2 separate regions of the Homo sapiens genome follow, and region 2 is linked to region 1. A link is a loop called in an ENCODE intact Hi-C map of the cell type or tissue named here. Cell type or tissue: PC-9. All regions are shown on one strand. Each heading gives the region's core, and the rest is flanking DNA. Links, peaks and the distances in the headings are about the cores only.

Region 1 (10,313 bases), core at 86-8,085:
TCTGTCAGAAAAGCAAGGTTTTGGCCAGGCACAGTGGCTCATGCCTGTAATCCTAACTATTTGGGAGGCTGAGGCTGGAGCATCACTTGAGCCCAGGAGTTCAAGACCAGCCTGGGCAACACAGTGAGACCCCCCATCTCTACAAAAATAAATAAACAACAACAAAAAATATTAGCCAGGCATCATGGTGCATGCCTGTAGTCCCAGCTACTTAGGAGGCTGAGGCGGGAGGATTGCTTGACCCTAAGAGATCAAGGACACAGTGAGCTACGATCACACTACACTCCAGCCTGGGTGACAAGCGAGACCCTATCTCAAAAAAATGAAGTTTCCGGCTGGATGCGGTGGCTCAACACCTGTAATCCCAGCACTTTGGGAGGCCAAGGCAGGTGGACCACCTGAGGTCAAGAGTTCGAGACCAGTCTGGCCAACATGGTGAAACCCCATCTCTACTAAAAACACAAAAATTAGCTGGGTGTGGTGGCTGGCACCTGTAATCCCAGCTACTCGGGAGGCTGAGGCAGGAGAATCACTTGAACCTGGGAGACGGAGGTTGCAGTGAGCCGAGATCGTGCCACTGCACTCCAGCCCGGGTGACAGAGTGAGACTCCATCTCAAAAAACAAAAAAATGAAGTTTCTCCTAGGTTTCCTGTAGTCTTGCACATGGACTGGAACTTACTAGACCAGTGTCAGAGGCCAAGGCAGCTCCAGAGCCTGTCTCCTGATCTGTCTCTGCCGCTCTGTCCGCTCTCTGCTCCTCTCACTTCGTCAGCACTGCCCATTCCCCCTACTTTGCATGTCCCCTTTCTACTGTGTAGTTTCTGCTTTCTCGTCACCTGTGCATCATTTCACCATGGTCTTAGCCCCAGACCAACTTCTTGGCTTCTCTCTGCAGAGGCAGCACTTTTGTTCCCGTTGCTACTGCCTGATGCTCTGAGGGCTTGGGGTGCCAACACTGAAGAAGGATCATGGGGTTGGCCTAAGACTGCCTTGTTTAGGATGGATAGTGGGTGTGGCAGGCCCTGACACCACATGTCTGGTAATTCACCCTCTAGCAACCCAGCCCACTTCTCCTATATGTTTAGCTCCCAAAACGGCCTGCCAGGATGCCATTCTCACTGCTAGAGCTGAAATATATACAAATATATGAAATATACATAAATTAATACAGTTAATATAAATTCACTCTATCCTCCCCAGCAGGATTCAAACTTGAAATCTTGCTTCAAAAAGTGATTATGAGAAAAAAAATCTAATAATCTGATCAAAAAGAGGGCAGAAGATTTGAATAGACGCTTCTCAAAATAAGACACACAAATGCCAAACAGGTATAAGAAAACGTGCTCAGCATCATTGGTCATCACTGGGAGGCTGAGGTAGGAGAATTGCTTGAGCCTGGGAGTTCAAGACCAGCCTGGGCAATATAGTGAGACCTCATCTGTAAATAAATAAATAAAATTTTAAAAAACAGATGAATGGTGAGCCAAGATCATGCCACTGCATCCTAGCCTGGGAAACAAGAGAGAAAACTGTTTAAAAAAAAAAGAAAAAAGAAAAACACAGATGAATGGATAAAGCAAATGTGGTACATATACACAATGGAGCACCATTCACCCATAAAAAAGGATGAGATCCTGTCATTTGCAACAACATGAATGGAACTGGAGATCATTATGTTAGGTGAAATAAGCCAGGCACAGAAAGACAATCATTGCATGTTCTCACTTATTTGTGGGAGTTAAAAATCAAAACAATTGACCTCATGGACATAGAGAGTAGAAGGATGGTTACCAGAGGCTGGGAAGGGTAGTGGGCAGGTAGGTGGATGGTGGGGATGGTTAATGGGTACAAAAAAAATAGAATAAGACCTACTATTTGATAGCACAACAGAGTGACTGTAGTCAATAATAATTTCATTGTACATGTTAAAAAAAACTTAAGAGTGTAATTGCATGGTTGGTAACTTAAAGGATAAATGATTGGGGGAATTAAAAAAAAAAGTGATTATGGCAAGGGTCCTTCAAGAAAACACTCCGGGCCGGGCGCGGGGGCTCACGCCTGTAATCCCTGCACTTCGGGAGGCCGAGGCGGGCGGATCACGAGGTCAGGAGATCAAGACCATCCTGGCTAGCATGGTGAAACCCCGTGTCTACTAAAAATTAAAAAAAAAAAATTAGCCGGGCATGGTGGCGGGCGCCTGTAGTCCCAGCTACTCGGGAGGCTGAGGCAGGAGAATGGCGTGAACCCGGGAGGCGGAGCTTGCAGTGAGCCAAGATCACGCCACTGCACTCCAGCCTGGTGACAGAGCAAGACTCAGTCTCAAAAAAAAAAAAAAAAAAAAAAAACACTCTCAGCCCAGAGTCCAGTGTCCCCTGCTCTAAGTAGTTTCACTCAGGTCTGATTTCCATCCATTCTCCAAATGATGGGCTAAATCCTCAACTTAAGCACCACAACTACATCATGTATAAACAATACATCACACACACACCCCACAACATAGAAAATGCAATAGTGGGCTGGGTGAGGTGGCTCGTGCCTGTAATCCCAGCACTTTGGGCAGCCAAGGCAGGTGGATCACTTGAGATCAGGAGTTCAAGACCAGCCTGACCCACATGGTGAAACCCTGTCTCTACTAAAAATAGAAAACTTAGTCGGGCACGGTGGCTCACACCAGTAATCCCAGCACTTTGGGAGGCCGAGGCGGGCGGATCACGAGGTCAGTAGTTTGGGACCAGCCTGATCAACATGGTGAAACCCCGTCTCTACTAAAGATACAAAAAATTAGCCAGGGGATTACACCTGTAATCCCAGCTACTCGGGAGGCTGAGGCAGGAGAATCCCCTTGAACCAGGCAGTCAGAGGTTGCGGTGAGCCTAGATCGTGCCATTGCACTCCAGCCTGGTGACAGAGTGAGACTCTGTCTCAAAATAATAATAATAATAAAATGCAATAGTTAACAAAACTACATTTGAGCCAACAACCTGCATAGGAGAGGTGCGGGTTACAGTGAGTAGAAATCCTCATTCCTGGAAGGCTGCAGTGGCCATGGGCCTCACACATAGACCGCATTCACCTGAGAGCCAGGGGCTGGAGCTGCAACTTGTGAGTGACCAGTGCATCCCAGGGGCTTGCCTTGCTCCTCATGCTGGAGGAGTTTCCGGAAGGGGCTCTTGCCACTTCCCACATCACAGCAGTGCGTTCCTGCCAGTGCTGGGAGCAAAGCTCAGCCACCGTTCCTGCCAGCGCTGGGAGCAACGCTCAGCCACCGTCTTTGTCTAGGTTTGGTTTGCTCACAGTGAGGACTGCCTCGGGGGCTGAGACTTCCTGCCGAGTTAGTGGAGTCAGGCACAGGCCTGCTAGCCAGGGCTGATGGTTCGTATTTTCATAATGAAAATTCCCCAGAACCTGAATGGGCTGCCTGACAATTCCCCTACACACACAGACACACAGACACACAGACACACACACACACACACACAGAGACACACACATACACAGATACACAGACACACACACAGACACACAGAGACACAGACACAAAGACACACACACACACAGACACAGACACACAAACACACACAGAAACACAGACACACACACAGCCACACACACAGCCACGGACACACACACACACACACATTCACAGACACACGCAGATACACACAGACACACGCAGACACAGACACATAGACACGCAAACACAGACACACACACACACCCAGACACACACACACACACCCAGACACACACACACACACACAGACCCAGATACACACATACACACAGACACAGGCATGGACCCACACACACACACAGACACACACACAGACACACACACCCCGGGATGCTTTGACTTCCAAGTAAGACCCAAAAGAACTAGCTCAACAGGAAGCCACTCCCGTCGCCTGCCGGCTTCTGGCTAGCAGCGCAGAACAGCTGCAGCTGACTCCAGCGGCCAGGCTGCCAGGCCGCGGCCTCTCTGCCTTCAGTGCCCTCACAGCACAAATATCCCCAGGCTGGCCAGAGGAGGGCCCCCTCTCCACTCCACACAAAGACCTGCTCTTGATTTGTGGACAGAAGTAGGTTCAGCTGAACCAGAGCAGGGAGGTGTAGTAGACCCGGATTTCTATTTTCTTTTTTTCGAGACGGAGTCTCCCTCTCTGGCCAGGCTGGAATGCAGTGGCGCAATCTCAGCTCACTGCAACCTCCCGCGTTCAAGCGATTACCCTGCCTCAGCCTCCCGAGTAGCTGGGACTACAGGCCGCACCACCACACCCAGCTAATTTTTGTATATTTAGTACAGACGGGGTTTCACCATGTTGGCCAGGCTGGTCTCGAACTCCTAACCTCAGGCGACCCACCCGCCTCGGCCTCCCAAAGTGCTGGAATTACAGGCACGAGCCCGTATGAGGGAAATACATGAAGTCACGGGTGCTTTATCTTCCAGCACCTTCCCTTCTTCTGAGAACTGTCCGTCTCCAATCCTGTGGGCCCAGAGGATCTGCCTGGAACGGAGACAGCCCACCCCTGGCCAGAGTGGACTGGTCTCAGGAGGACACCTGACCCAAGCCAGGCCAAAGAAAGTCCCTTCCCTGGGAATGTTCTCAAACAAAACACAGGAAAGCAGTCTGTCTCTGCTGCCACAAGCTATGAAACCTGGATGCATGGGCTGCCATGTTCATTCCTCGTTTTTTACGTGTGTAAGAGAGAATGCAGCTGAGACGCAGACGAGCAGAGACAAGAATGCGCCTCAGCGTTCCCGCCCCGCCCCAGGAATACCTGAGGCCCAGCAGAGCTGCTACAGGCTGGCTGCCCACAAGTCCTTTGATGGAATGAGGAAACTCAGCCTCTTTCCAATATATCTCCCTTTTCTTGGCTTAATATATGAGGATTTTCAGGGAGGGCAGGGTGGCTCACGCCTGTAATTCCAGCACTTTGGGAGGCCGAGGTGGGCGGATCACGAGGTCAGGAGATGGAGACCATCCTGGCTAACACAGTGAAACCCCGTCTCTACTAAAAATACAACAAATTAGCCGGACGTGGTGGCGGGCACCTGTAGTCCCAGCTACTCGGGAGGCTGAGGCAGGAGAATGGCGTGAACCCGGGAGGCGGAGCTTGCAGTGAGCCGAGATCACGCCACTGCACTCCAGCCTGGGCGACAGAGCGAGACTCTGTCTCAGGAAAAAAAAAAAAAAAAAATTAGTCCGGTTGGTGGCATGCACCTGTAGTCCCAGTTACTCAGGAGGCTGAAGTGGAAATGGGGGAGAATCAATTGAACCTGGGAGGCAGAAGTTGCAGTGAGTGGTGATCCTACCATTGCACCCTCCAGCCTGGGTGACAGAGTGAGACTCTGTCTCAAAAAACAAAAAAAAACAAAAAAAAAAAAACCAAAGAATTTTCAGGTCAGGGGTGGTGGTTCCAACCTGTAATCCCAGCACTTTGTGAGGTCAAGGTGGGAGGATTGCTTGAGGCCAGGAGTTCAAGACTAGCTTGGGCAACATGGCGAAACCCTATCTCTACAGAAATAAAAACAAAAAGAAAAAGAAAAGTAAAGCGTTCCACTTGAGGCCAGGTGCGGTGGTTTACGCCTGTAATCCCAGCACTTTAGGAGGCTGAGGCGGGCGGATCACCTGAGGTAGGGAGTTTGAGACCAGAAAAAAAAGAAAAAGAAAAAAAAACTGAAGCCAAGAAAGTCATAGACCAAACAAGAATTAATGAACTAATTAGTATCTCAGAGGAAAGAAGGCCTTCCTTCCTTTCCCTAGAGCCCAAATCAGAGACCATAAAGAAAAAGAAAAAATACATCAACTTCTGTAGGGCAAAAACTATGAAACGAAAGGCAAGCAAACAACAAACTGGGAGAAAATGTCTGTAACCAGTGACATCTCTGCTGTATTTATGAAGCCCTCACAGAAAGCCATGAAGAGCTGACAAAACCTGGGCACCGTGGGGAAACGGTGAGAAACCCCGGGAGAGAGGAAGATCTGGACTTGGAGGAGAACAGCACACCAGAGCAGAAGGGGGCTGGTGCCTAGGAAAGAGATGAACAAAAATGGTAAAAACTCCAAAGTGATTTCAAAGAGGGATAAAAATGTGGAGGGTGGGGGAGGGGGAGATGGAGAGAAAGAGGAGAGGGAGGCCACCAGGGCGGCCCCAGGGCCAGGGCTAAGCACTCACCCTCCCCAGGAGGCAATCTCTCCACAAACTTGGGTAAAGAAGAGAAAACAAAAGTCCTTGCAACTTACCAGTACAGGAAGGAGAGTCCATACCGTTCATCTTGTTAGAAAAGATCTCAGCCAGGCGCGGTGGCTCACGCCTGTAATCCCAGCACTTTGGGAGGTCGAGACGGGCGGGTCACCTGAGGTCAGGAATTCAAGACCAGCCTGGCCAACATGGAGAAACCCCATCTCTACTAAAAATACAAAATTAGCCGGGTGTGGTGGTGCGTGCCTGTAATCCCAGCTACTCAGGAGGCTGAGGCAGGAGAATTGCTTAAACCTGGGAGGTGGAGGTTGCAGCGATCCCAGATTGCGCCACTGCACTCCATCCTGGGCAACAGAGTGAGCCTCTGCTGCAATAAAAAAAATAAAACAAATAAAAAATAAAAACAGAAAAGAAAAGATCTCGAATCTGCTTCTCACTTCAGCGCAGAGGCAGAAGACGAGAATGAATCGAGAAGGAGAATCCCCATATCAGCAAAGAATGGATGCTGCGTTCACGGGCAGTTTCCACCACATTGTGGGCTTGCCTTCAGAAAGAGAGAAGGTGGTGGCAGAGATGATGCCGCTGCAGAAGCCAGAAGAGGGTCCAGCTGATGTTCAAAGTTCAGGAGGAAAGGATTCAATATCAGAGAAAAACTACTAAGAACTCCCAGTACCTAAACAGTTTGATGAGGTGGGAATCCCAAACAGAAAGGAGGCAAGAAGTAATTACAGCTGGGCACGGTAGCTCACACCTGTAATCCCAGCACTTTGGGAGGCCAAGGTGGGCGGATCACCTGGGGTCAGGAGTTCGAGACCAGCCTGGGCAACATGGTGAAACCCCATCTCTACTAAAAATACAAAAATTAGCTGGGTGTGATGGCACGTGCCTGTAATCCCAGCTACTTAGGAGGCTGAGGCAGGAGAATATCTTGAACCCAGGAGACAGAGGTTGCAGTGAGCCAAGATCGTGCCGGTGCACTCCAGCCTGGTGACAGAGCAAGACTCCGTCTCAAAAAAAAAAAAAAAAAAAAAAAAACAGCAAGTACACCTGTCACCCAGATTGGAGCACAGTGGTGCAGTCTTGGCTCATTGCAGCCTCGACCTGCTGAGCTCAATGATCCTCCTGCCTCAGCCTCCTGAATAGCTGGGATCACAGGCGCACACCACCATACTTGGCTAATTTTTTAACTTTTTCATCAAGACAGGGTCTCGCTATGCTATGTTGTCCACGCTGGTCCCAAACTCCTGAGGTCAAATGATCCTCCTGCCTTGGCCTCCTGAGTAGCATCAACTGCAGCCTCACTTCACCATGGCTGGCTTGACTTTTAATGCTCCTACTACCAATACTTATTTATACTATTAATACTAAAAGTAAATAGAAGTCCATTTTTATTTATTTAATTTTTAATTTTTTTTTTTTTTGAGACAGAGTCTCTGTTGCCCAGGCTGGAATGCAGTGACGTGATCACAGCTCACTGAAACCTCCACTTCCCAGGTTCAAGCAATTCCCCTGTCTCAGCCTCCCAAATAGCTGGGACTACAGGTGCGCGCCACCATACCCTGCTAATTTTTTGTATTTTAGTAGAGATGGGGTTTCACCATGTTGGCCAGGATGGTCTTGATCTTCTTACCTCGTGATCCACCGGTCTCGGCCTCCCAAAGTGCTGGGATTACAGGCGTGAGCCACTGCGCCCAGCTGGAAGTCTATTTTTATTTTTATTTATTATTATTATTATTATTTTTGAGACAGAGTTTCACTCTTGTTGCCCAGGCTGGAGTGCAATGGTGCAGTCTCGGCTCACTGCCTCCTGGGTTCAAGTGATTCTCCTGCCTCAGCCTCCCGAGTAGCTGGGATTACAGGCATATGCTACCATGCCCAGCTAATTTTGTATTTTTAGTAGAGACAGGGTTTCTTCATGTTGGTCAGGCTGATCTCAAATTCCTGACCTCAGCTGATCCACCCGCCTCGGCCTCCTGGGATTACAAGCATGAGCCACCGCACCTGGCCCGGGAAGTCTATATTTAAAAAGAAAGTGGTATCTGAGTTAGGTGGCTGTCATCTGTAATCCCAGCATTTTGGGAGGTCAAGGCTGAAGGATAGGTTGAGCTCAGGAGTTCTGGACCAGCCTGGAACATAGTGAGACACCCCCCAATCTCTACAAAAAAAAAATTCTTAATTCTAATGTTCAAACGTTGTTTTAGGCTGGGCGCAGTGGCCTGTAATCCCAACACTTTGGGAGGCTGAGGCAGGCATATCACTTGAGGTCAGGAGTTCAAGACCAGCCTAGCCAACATGGTGAAACCCCATCTCTACTAAAAATACAAAAATTAGCTGGGCATGGTGGCAGGTGTCTGTAATCCCAGTTACTCAGGAGGCTGAGGCAGGAGAATCGCTTGAAGCCAGGAGGTGGAGGTTGCTGTGAGCCAAGATCATGCCACTGAACTTTAGCCTGGGCGACAAAACAAGACTGTCTCAAAAAAAAAAAAAAAGAAAGACATCAGAGGACGCTTATAAAAGTGAGACATGAGACAGAGAGAAAAGCCCAAGGAGGTTCCTTATTTAATGTTTTCAATCTTCTCCCAATGCATGGAGCAGCTCCTGCCTCTTAGAACATGGGCCATGCTTCTGAGTGCCTGCTGTTCCAAAGTCTGCCATCCAGAGGGACAGACAGACATTAAAACAAAGTAGCAGAACAGCTTTGGCAAGGTGCCCTAGGAATTTATAATACAGTAACTAATCCAGTCTAGAAAGCTCAAAATACACTTTCTCTCCTGGAATTGACCCAGAGCTAAAGCCACCAATTGACCAAATGCCTGCTAACAGTGCCCATGTTTAAAGTCCAAGATCCCCCAGGTGACAGATTAATTAGTGACTCTCTCATGCAAACCTTGGATAGAAACATTCTACTTCAACTATCCAGGCTCCTTATCGGACTCAGGATCCTTATCGGACTCAGGATCACTTCCACGGAAACCCACTTTTGATTCCAACTTTTGTTTTGTTTTAGGTGGACTCTTTTGGTTACAAAGAAAAAGGAATAAACTTAAATCACTTATTTATGTATACATTTATTTATTTATTTTTGAGACAGGGTCTCACAGAGTTGCCAAGGCTGCAGTGCCACCATTACAGCTCACCACAGCCTTGACCTCCCAGGCTGAAGTGATCCTCCCACCTCAGCCTCCGGAGTAGCTGAGACTACAGGTCCACACTATCACACCCAGCTAATTTTTAAATTTCTTTGTAGAGCCGGGGTCTCACTGTGTTGCCCAGGCTGGTCTTAAACTCCTGGACTCAAGCAATCCTCCTACCTCAGCCTCCCAAAGTACTGGAATTACAGCCATGAGCCATCGCCCCTGGCTTTTAAATCACTTTTTATTTTTTGCATTTATTTATTTATTTATTTTTGAGATGGGGTCTTGCTCTGTCACCCAGGCTGGAGTGCAGTTGCACGATCTCAGCTCACTGCAATCTCTGCCTCCTGGGTTCAAGCAATTCTCCTGCTTCAGCCTCCGGAGTAGGTGAGACTACAGGCATGTGCCACTATGACCGGCTAATTTTTGCATTTTTAGTAGAGATGGGGTTTCACTATGTTGGCCAGGCTGGTCTCGAACTCCTGACCTCAGGTGATCCACCCACCTCGGCCTCCCAAAGTGCTAGATTACAGATGTAAGCCACCGTGCCAGGCCTAATTTTTGTATTTTTATTTATTTAGACAGAGTCTCGCTCCATCACCCAGGCTGGAGTGCAAGTGGCGAGATCTCTGCTCACTGCAACCCCTGCCTCCCAGGTTCAAGGGGTTCTTGTGCCTCAGCCTCCTGAGCATAGCTGGGATTACAGACATGCACCACCACACCAGGCTAATTTTTAAAAATATTTTTCAGTAGAGACAGGGTTTTGCTGTGTTACCCAGACTCGTCTTGAACTCCTGTCCTCAAGTGATCCACCCGCCTCCGCTTCCCAAAGTGCTGGGATTACAGGAGTGAGCCACTGCACCCAGCCTATTTTTGTTGTTGTTGCTTCTCGGAGAACAGAGCTAACCCATAGACAATGTGCTCAGAGTCAGCTAAATCACTTTTTTTTTAAAGGAAAGTTTTTCTGTCATCAT
Region 2 (10,002 bases), core at 1-8,000, 270 kb before region 1:
GTCCCCTCAGAAGATGAGACTGCAGCTCATGGAGCTGGAAGTCAGAGCTGCGCACCCAGCATTTGGCCAGAAGCCAGGCCATTGGGGGATCCGTAGGCAAGAAAAGGGGAGGTGGTGGGGATCCTGTGCGGGGCAGCTGGAGCTGGAGCAGGGACAAGTGTGGGGAGAGAAGGCATGAGTGCCAGGCACTCAGCGATTCCCGCCCCCCTTGCATGTTAACCTCACCCTTCGTCCTCCAAACCTGTTCTGCTTTCCCCATCTCACTCCTGCCGCTCCCTACGGCTCCCGTTTCCTCCCCTCCCCTTCCTGCCCGCTCAGTGCATTAGCACCCTGCAAGCTGCTTTGCCTCCAGCATTCTGCAGAAACTGCTCTTCTGGTGCCTCCTCCAGCCTCCACTTCCCCTTTCAGTTCCCACAGTGTGGACAAGATTCAAACCACCTGCTTCCTCCATCCCACACTGTTTTTTGAAAACTCATCTTTTGGCCCCACCTCTACACAAATGACTGAATCTCTTGTTCTCAGCTGCCTGCTGGATAATTTAAGTGTCTTCCCGTTACCTCAACATTGGCCAGACAAAAATCCACCTGGGCACCCTGTTCTCTTTATCGGTGCTATTTCTGCAGGCAACTGGCCTGGCTCCCCTTTCCCCTCTCCTTGATCTCCCTCTGCACTCGCATCCACCTGTCCTCTCCATCCTGATGGTCACTACCCACATCCGAGCTCCCCTCCTCCTGGGGTCAGTGCTGGGGCATGTTGCCCCAGTCCCTATTTCTAGCATCTCCCCTCTCCAACCCACCCTAAACACCACTGCCCACACCGCGTGCCCACAGCACGTTTCATCACGGCCTTCTCCAGCTTCCCACCTCATACTCCTTAGCCTGGCTTAGTCTGGCTTCTGGTCCAACTGTCCCCTAGGAATTGCCTGACTCCTCTACCTCAGCCTCTGCCCAGTCTGTCTTGCCCCTGAGGACCGGTCCTTCCTCTCCCTCCTGCTTGTCTGAGACCTGGCCCTCCTCCAAAGCTCGTGACACCCCACCTCCCCAATCCCTCCTGGGCTGTCTCTGTCCTCAGGGACTTCCTCAGTCCTGGAGCTTCTGCAGACTGGCCCAGTCTGTCTCTCCAGCTACACTGCAAGGCCTTCGAATAGAGACTTGGCGCATTTCCTCCTTTCGCGTCTCCCAGGTGCCTTAGCCCAGTGCCTTTGCAGATGGTGCTCAGTAAATTTTGATAAGGGGCTGAGCTTTCTCAAAAGCCAGAGACTGGGAGCAGAAATCCTGAGTCCTCTCACCTGGATGACCATGGGCAAGAGTTTCCCATCAGGCTGCAATTTCAGCATGACTAGAGGGGCAGCCAGGTGCTGCTGGCTACAGAGAATGACGTTGGCCTTGATCCCATCCAGCAGGGAGAAGTCAGCTTCGAACAGTGTGCCTCCCTGGGTGGGGGAAGAGGTCAAGGGCTGCTATCAACATAAAGCATCTTCTTCCTACTCGGATTCCTCCAAGGGGGAAGAGAGTGGAGCTAACTCGTCTCCATCATCTACTTTATACCAGGTAATGGATCATGTGCTTACTTCCTCATATCATTTTTTTTTTTAATCAGGGTCTTACCGTGCTGCCCAGGCTGGAGTGCGTGGCAGGATCACCACGGCTCACTGCAGCCTTGACTTCCTTGGGCCCAGGTGATCCTCCCACCTCAGCCTCCCAAGTAGCTGGGACTACAGGTGCATGCCACTACACCAAAGATTACAGGTGATAATTTTTGTACTTTTGTAGAGACAGGGTTTCACCACGTTGCCTAGGCTGGTCTCCAACTCCTGGGCTCAGGTGATCCTCCTGCAGCCTCCCAAAGTGCTGGGATTACAGGTGTGAGTCACTGTGCTCAGCCTTATAATTTTTATACCTAGTTGAATGAGCCTCAATTTTACAGAAGAGGAAACAGATAATCAGAGAGGTTGGGTATTTTGCCTGAGGTCACACAGCTTACAAATAGCAGAACCAGGATTCACATCCAAGCCTATCTGCCCTTAATCCCATGAATTTCCTCTCTGTTGTTCCATATCGCCTCCTGATGAACAGCCACAGCACTCTGATCCTGACTCTCTTACTCTGCACACTCCCCGAATCCCTAGCACCAGGGGCCAGTCACATTTCTTCATTTGACCTTGTTTCTATCAACCATTCCATCTTGCACGCCCTCCCTCCGCAGCTACTCTCGTGTAGGAAGGAGGCCGAGCAGCTGAGCTTCTCCAGGGTCCCTCAGGACCTCTCCTGCAGAATCCGTCCTTGCTGGCTGGCAGCAAGCCAGGCCCACAGTGGGTCCCGCAGCAGCATCATTGGCACTAGGCCACCCCACTTCACTGCTGAGCTTCCTCAGGGCTCTGATGTCCATACCTCCAGCTCCTTCTCCAGCTGGGCCTGCAGTTCCTCCATGCCTGGAGGGAACACTAGGCGAGCAGGAAGGTGAGCAGAGCGCCTCAGCACCACGGGGTTGGCGCCATTAAGAAACTGGTACCCAAATAAGGCATCTTCCTTCCAGGAGTCCCGCACGCGCTCTGGGGAAGGCAGTTGTTGAGCAAGTTGTGGGATCTGAGCTCTTGGTCCTTCCAACCCCACCAACCATGCCTCCTTGACTCCAGCCCACCAGAGGGACCCAAGTCTCTGGTCTCCCCACCCTGCTTCTTTCAATTCCCCTGGGTTGGGTGGGATCTGGGTGGGATCTGGGGGGTTGGGAGACATACTGGGGTGGGGGACTGACCAGCCAGCTTGCTCTGACCACACCAGAAAATCCGGTTGAAGTCATCTAGATCCTTCCAGCAAGTCAGAACATTTAGAGAGTCTTTGATAGCGAGGTCGGCCAGCCTTCAGGGCAGGATGGGGCAAAGGGTTTGAGCATCATTCTGAGGCTCTAACATGACGACCACAGGCACCGATCCTGGGCCAGTCCAATGCAGTGCAGCCCATAAGCCCCTTGGCTTCCACTAGACCAGGACACCTCCCTCTCACCCAGCCTCCCCTTGCTCTCACCCCTTGGCCAGCGAAACCTCAAAGTCAACTCTCTTGTCTTCCAGAAATCGCTCATCCACAGGGAGGTCATATAGTTTGGCCCCAGCCATATTCAGAATTAACCCGTCCTTCCAGTTTCCCCACCTGTGGGGCAGGAAGGAAATCAAGTATGGGTGCTGGAAGCATCAGCAGCTCACGTGGGGTCAGGGGAGGAGGGCTCACCGGTACAACTTCCTTCTCTCTTCCAGCTCTTCTTCCCGGTGTTTCTGGAACAGGCCCTGAGGGTCCTCGCCCACAGTGCGGCCTAGAAGGACAGAGGAGGACTTGGCCAGTGACTTTTGGTGAGCGCCTCTTCTTGTCTCTGCCAGGAGAGCCTCAGCACCCCGTCCTTCTGTGTGGCCTCTGCCCCTTCAGCATCACGCCCCTCCCCCAGGCTCCAGCCACTTTGTGCCAGCTGCAGCCACCGCCCCTTCGACACCCCCAAAGACCCCGGCGCTCCAGGTTCCAGCACCCCCATCCTGCGCCCTCTTCTCCACACGCGCATCCCCCCAGCTTCTCACACAGCCCAGAGGCCTCCTGACACCCTCAGCCCCGCGCTTACCGGTGCCTTCAGGCAGGCTCAGGACGCCGTTGCCCTCCACCCAGCGGTAACAAGGGAACCTGACCTCGTCCCCGGCTCCGGGGCCCTGCACAGAGATCCAGTTGCAGAACCAGGCGTCGTCCTTAAGGAGGTGCCGTTTGCGCAGTTTCACAAACAGCAGCGGCCCCAGATACTCCGGTACTTCCACCTTGAGTTCTGTCTCCTGCGGGCGACAGAAGAGGCTCAGCCCCGGTGGGGCCTGGCGGGAGGGGCACCCGGCTGAGCCCTGCTCCCTCCAGCGCCCACGCCCTTCCTCGGAGCCTCTGAGAGGAGGAGACGTATCGGGGTGCGGGGACTGAGCCAGAGAGAGAGGGACCGCGCCGAGCAGGTGGCCCCAGGACTCGGTTCTGAGGGGACGGGGACGGCAGGTGGGAAGGTGCGCTCCTGCCTTCACTTTCTCCTCCCTGTGGTCACTGACTGTGCCAAGCGCTGGGCTGAGCGCTGCCGCGCCCTGGACGAGCGCGCTGTGGAGCCCGGACGCGCTGGTGGCAATTCCCGCTGTGCGACCCCCCACCCCACCCCGCCCGAGGCTGAGGACCTGCAGGGGCCCCACCGGCCTGGGGACAACCTTCCCGGAGACCTGGAGGCGGAGAGGGCTCAGCCAGGGAGAGTGACAGAAAGGGAAGGCAGGGGAAAGGCGCGCAGAAAGAGAGCGGCGGGGAAGGGAGGGCGAGCAGCATCTTGGAGCTGGAGCTCAGAGCCCAGGTGTGGGGGGTCAGCAGGTCCGGAGGCTCTCGAAGGTGGCGCCAGGGGCTTTGGATTTGGTCCCGAGAACAAGCGGGAGCCGTTCGAATGTGTTAAGCAGGGGGAGTGAATTAGGGAGAAATCATTCCGGCTTCAGAAGGGCTTGGAAGGTCTGCAGCAGAGGTGGCGAGGCCGCTGGAGGTTTGAAATGGCTTTTAAAATAGAGAAACCGGGAGGACCGACGACCGCTCCGGCGACCGCAGTTTCCAGGCACCAGAGCTGTGTGGAATGAGGGGCGCTCAGGAGCATCCCCTTAATTCCAAGGAGATCGAGTAGCGGGAACATTTATTGAGCCTTTACTGTGTGTCACCAACTGCCCACCATAGGGAGGAAAAAAGGGAGGAGGGAGCGCGCCTTTCCACCTTCCGTGCCCCGTCCCCTCACCATGGAGTCGCGGGGCCACCTGCTCCGTGCGCATTTTCTCTCTTCCTGGCTCCCTTTGCCCCGCTTTCTCGGAAGCTCGGAGCAAGGGCGTGGAGTGCGGGGAGCAGGGCTCCGCAGGTTCAAGAGGACGCGGGCGGTCGGGGGCGGGACGGATATTGGGCAGGGACGCGGGAGATGCTCAGGGTCTAGAACTGACTGCGCCGGATTCTTGTTTAGAGGGAGGTGAAGAGAGGAAGGAGGCGCGGGTGACACCGGGGGAGGCAGGAGGAGAGGGCTGGGAGGTGGGGAGAGGGGAGGACCTCATCCGGGCATGTTGCTTTGACGTTCCCTGAGACAGACATCCGGATTTGGGGATCTGGGAGAGAGCTAGAGCAGTGATGGGAATTTGGGCTTTCGCGGAAGAAAAAAAGTTAACAGGACCGGGTAGAACACCCGGTAGATGTGACATGAGATATGACGGGAGGTGGGTCGGGAAATCGAGAGCGTTCTCCTGTCTTGACTCCCCATCCCTTCCCTCTCACCACCCACTCCACCCCAGGTGATAAAGCCTGAAAGGTAGAGATCCAACAGCGCTAGCGGTTGAAACGGTTTTTAAAATAGAGAAAGCGAGAGGACCGACGGCGGCTCCAGTGACTGCTGAGTTTCCAGACAAGGGAGCTTTGTGCAATGAGGGGCGCACAGGAGCATGCCCTCAATTCCAAGGAGATCGGGTAGCGGCAACATTTATTGAGCGCTTACTGTGTGCCACCGACTGCCCTAAAGCCCCCCACCCCCGTGGCCTCCGCGCGCTTTGAGCCCAATGCGCGGGCCCTTGGCAAAGAGAATCGGCCAGAGGCCAACGGGGGCGCATGTCCTCCCCGGTATTTGACTGACTCGGAGCCAGGGGCGCAGCCCACCCCGCCCGGCTCTGGGGAGCTCACCTTGCCCCGTGCGGGCCACAGTCGCTTCCCGAGCGCCGCCTCCCCGTGCTGGCCGACCAGCCACAGCTGCACCTGGTTGTTGGAACCGGCATAGAGCGAGGCCCCAGTGGACACGCGGATGCGGTAGAGACCCATCTTGCTCAAAGATGTTTCGCTCCTTCTGGTGGAGAAGGGTGGACGAGCTAAATAACCCAGCCTGAGACCCCGCCCTCTCGGAGGTCGCTTGGGGTCGGAATGTGGGTGGCAGGTCTCCAATCAACTCCGCCTACCGCTGGGGCCCCCAGCTCCAAGGAGCAGAGCTTCAAGGGGCAGAATTCAGCCCCAGTCCAAAAGGCGGTGTCCTGGCGAGAGCAGGGAGTGGAAACCACTATCTTGACGGGAGGGAGAAAAAGAAAAGGATTTGGACCGAAAACACGCAGGAAGAGGGAATCAACGCCTGGTACAGCAGGCAGGCGAGGTGGGGGTAGGAGTTATGCACGTGTGTACCACGGACTTTGGGCCAAGCCTGGGTGGCTGGGAAGCCAACCTCCATCTAAACGCACGCGTGCACACACACACACACGCAAGGACACGCGCGCGCACACACAAGCCTCACAAGTTGGATTGCAGGAGAGGGTGAAGTGGGCGAGGAGACCCAGTTTGCAGTGGCATTTGAGGAAGGTACATTCAGGCCACGGAATTCATTCGACCAGCTTTGCACACTTGCCTTCTCTGTGCCAGCCACTGGGACTCATTCCTTTTGAGCATAAAAGCCGCTGCCTCCCTGTTGCCTGCAGAATAAAAGTCCAAATGTTTCTGGCATTCAATGCCCTTGCTAACCTGACCTGCTCTCCTCACCTCTCATCCCACTGCACCCTGGCATCTCCTGTGCTGGAGCCATGTGTTCCCCGGAACCCCCCCTCCCCCCGCCGCCCCTGCTGTTCTCTCAAAGAACTCACTTCTGGGTTAGTCTGGTCATGCTTCTAAACCCTAATTCGTCTCCAGTTTCTTTTTGGGCTGGAGCCATGTGTTCCCCAGAACCCCACCTGCTGTTCTCTCAAAAGAACTTGCTCCTGGATTAGTCTATTCATCTATTCATGCTTCTAAACCCTAGTTCACCTCCGGTTTCTCAGGAAAGTCTTACCCGGTACTTTCACCCCCCACCACCCCACCAGAGTGAATTAGCTTTCCTTTTTTTTTTTTTTTTGAGATATAGAGTCTCACTCTGTCACCCTGGAATGCAGGGTGGAGTGCAATGGCACGATCTCGGCTCACGGCAACCTCTGCCTCCCGGGCTCAAGCAATTCTCTGCCTCAGCCTTCCGAGTAGCTGGGATTACAGGCGCCTGCCACCATGCCTGGATAATTTTTGTATTTTTAGTAGAGACGGGGTTTCTCCATGTTGGCCACGCTGGTCTTGAACTCCTGACCTTGTGATCCACCCACCTCAGTCTCCCAAAGTGCTGGAATTACAGGTGTGAGCCACGGCGCCCGGCCCAGCTTTCCTTTCTAACACTTTTCTCCTTGCGCACACTTCTACTGTTGCACAGTTAATACTGCAGTGTGAGCATTTGTATGTGTGTATCCCCCACTAATGTGAGCCCGTCCTAGGCAGGGACTACACACCCAGCAGGACTCTCACTTTTGTTTCCCCTGGAGACGGCACAGTGTCAGGGTTTGTGGGTGTCAATAAGTGTTTGCTGAAACACACTGAGCTGAAAAATTCATTATAAATGAATGCTTCCCTTGGGGGAGACAAAGGGAAACAAATTATCAGGCAATGTAAACAAAAGGGGAATACTAACATAAACTTCATGGCATGGATTACAATCAGCCTGGTAACACAAATGAAGTCCACGAAAATATGTCTGTGATGCATATTTTCTGGTTTGCTTGTTTTTTGTTTTTGGTGTTTTTTTTTTTAATGAGATGGAGTCTTGCTCTGTTGCCCGGGCTAGAGTACAGTGGTGTGATCTCGGCTCACTGCAACCTCCACCTGCCGGGTTCAAGCGATTCTCCTGCCTCAGCCTCCAGAGTAGCTGGGATTACAGGCACCCACCAACATGCCCGGCTACTTTTTGTATTTTCAGTCGAGATGGGGTTTCACCATGTTGGCCAGGCTGGTCTTGAACTCCTGACCTCAAGTGATCCACCTGCCTCGGCCTCCCCAAGTGCTGGGATTACAGCCATGAGCCATCATGTCCGGCCCTGCTTAATTGTTTACTGGGAAGTACATTCATGTGATTCAAAATTCAAAAGGTACAAAGTGATATTCACTAGTTTCTCCCTCCTCTTGGCCCCAAGCCACCCAGTTGCTCCACTCCCAGCAATCACAGTTACCAGTCTCTTCTGTGCACTAATATTACTGAGCAAATACACGCCTATCTTTGTCTTTTTCTGCACATTGTAGCATGCCTTATTCTGCATCTCGTTTTTCCATAGTGCAACAGGAGGTCATTCCATATCCATGCATAAAGAGCTTCCTTGTTCTTTGCTAAGGCTGCCATTTGCTGTAACGCCATAAATTCTACTAGTCTCTTGTAGTGGACACAGGTTATTAGTAATCTTTTGTAGCTATGAAAAAGTGCTGAAAGAAATAAACCTCGCATATACAGCATTTCTCGTATGAAAGTATCTCTGTAGAACAAAACCCTGGAGATAGAATTTCTGGACCAAAAGCATATCGAATTTAGGCAGAAACTGCTCAATTGCCCTCTGTAGAAAGTTGTACTGATTTAGACTCCCACCAGTGGACTGTGTATGAGAATGCCCATTCTTCCTCACTCTTGCCAATGGTGTGTTCATAACCTTACCTTAGCCAATCGGATAGGTGAAAAATGGTACCCTAGTTTTAATTTTAATTTGCATTACCCTTATTATGAGTAAAGTTGAGCTTTTTTTTTTTTTCTTTTTTTGAGAAGGAGTTTTGCTCTTGTCGCCCAGGCTGGAGTGCAGTGGCGCGATCTTGGCTCACTAAAACCTCTGCCTCCCGGGCTCAAGCAATTCTCCTGCCTTAGTCTCTCGAGTAGCTGGAATTACAGTCGCCTGCCACCATGCCCGGCTAATTTTTTGTATTTTTAGTAGAGATGGGTTTTCGCTATGTTGGCCAGGCTAGTCTCGAACTCCTGGCCTCATGTGATCAGCCTGCCTCAGCCTCCCAAAGTGCTGGGATTACAGGTGTGAGCCACCGTGCCCAACCAAAAGGTTTTTTTTATAAGTGAAATTCAGAAAAATCAAAATGTGGTGGGTAAAATTCATCTTCCATAGAAATGGCACAAACCCAGTAATTTTCTTGCAGATTAAAAGTGTGATTGAAGAGTTGGGAAGGCTTCCAAAAGTAATTCACAGTAACTTGTGGGTAGACTGAGTGAGGTTAGATTATGATGCAGTTGTGATGGGAGAGGAAAGACCCAGGCCATTTCTTCCCGTCTTGGATAGGGATATCTATGGTGGTTAGCCTATGCCTGTTCCAACATTGTATGTTGGGGGTGGGGTCAGATGACTTTCTCTTTAGTTTACAGGTCTTCAGAAGAAGAGGAGCCCAGGCACGGTGGCTCATGCCTGTAATCCCAGCACTTTGGGAGGTCGAGGTGGGAGAATCAGCTGAGTTCAGGAGTTCAAGACCAGCCTGACCAACATGGTGAAACCTCATCTCTACTAAAAATACAAAAAGTAGCCAGGCATGGTGGTGGACACCTGTAATCCCAGCTACTCAGGAGGCTGAGGCAGGAGAATCGCTTGAACCCCAGAGGCAGAGATTGCAGTGACCTGAGATCGTGCCACTGCACTCCAGCCTGGGCAACAGAGTGAAACTTCTTTAAAAAAGAAAAAAAAAAAGAAGAGGAGGAATTGTATTCTGGAAGTATACTTAAGGTAATACAGTTGAGAAATCTCATCTATACATGGACCTGATTTAGATGATGAAATTCTAGACTTTGAGCTGATGCTATAATGGGATTCGACTTTGGGGTAGCTTGAGAGGGAGCGAGTGTATTTTGCATGTGGAAGGAATGTAAATCACCAGAATTCAGAGGGCATGCTCGTGGTGGCCATTCTTTAAAACATCCCCCAGTGATTCCGACCTCCTGATATGCATGCCTTTCCATAGTCTCCTACATTGTGTCTGGGTTGGTCTGCAAAGCCAATGCAGTATGAAATGATGTGTGTGACTTCCAAAGCTAGGTCCTAAAAGACATTAGGGCTTTCCGTCTCCTCCCTCCCCACTCTCCCTCTTTCTTGTTCTGCTTTCTCTGAGAGAAATTAACTACTATGTCATGAGGTCACTCAAGAAACTCTATGGAGAGGTCCACGTGGCAAGGAACTGAGCCCTCCTG

What was found. Peaks named below come from ENCODE experiments on the same cell type or tissue, not always from the same donor. Only the 100,000 strongest peaks of a DNase experiment are listed, where the experiment ranks them.
Region 2: it touches region 1 in a loop (6-fold over the local background); 2 of 110 quality-filtered maps call a loop at or near these places.

Annotation. Positions count from the first base shown.
Region 1 is chr17:4,905,245-4,915,557 of GRCh38, forward strand. It overlaps a transcript of CHRNE not described here and a transcript of C17orf107 not described here. Among named protein-coding and RNA genes, the nearest start is that of CHRNE, 7.3 kb to the left of the region's middle. RefSeq lists enhancers at 2,605-3,431, 3,432-4,257, 3,871-4,040, 4,258-5,084. In PC-9, for the core only: CTCF peaks have their summits at 4,045 (motif pointing right) and 4,248; DNase peaks (open chromatin) are centred at 4,017 and 4,777; H3K27ac peaks cover 1,037 bases.
Region 2 is chr17:4,635,827-4,645,828 of GRCh38, forward strand. It overlaps ALOX15 (arachidonate 15-lipoxygenase), which reads right to left and starts at 5,852. Exons shown (of 14, transcript NM_001140.5): 1 at 5,691-5,852; 2 at 3,604-3,805; 3 at 3,225-3,306; 4 at 3,024-3,146; 5 at 2,755-2,858; 6 at 2,391-2,551; 7 at 1,289-1,432; 8 at 1-142. The coding sequence starts at 5,825. LOC105371499 (a long non-coding RNA gene) reads left to right here and starts at 9,183. Exons shown (of 3, transcript XR_001752768.2): 1 at 9,183-10,002. RefSeq lists an enhancer at 2,096-3,295. In PC-9, for the core only: no CTCF peak of the experiment used is centred there; a DNase peak (open chromatin) is centred at 3,145; H3K4me3 peaks cover 864 bases; H3K27me3 peaks cover 640 bases.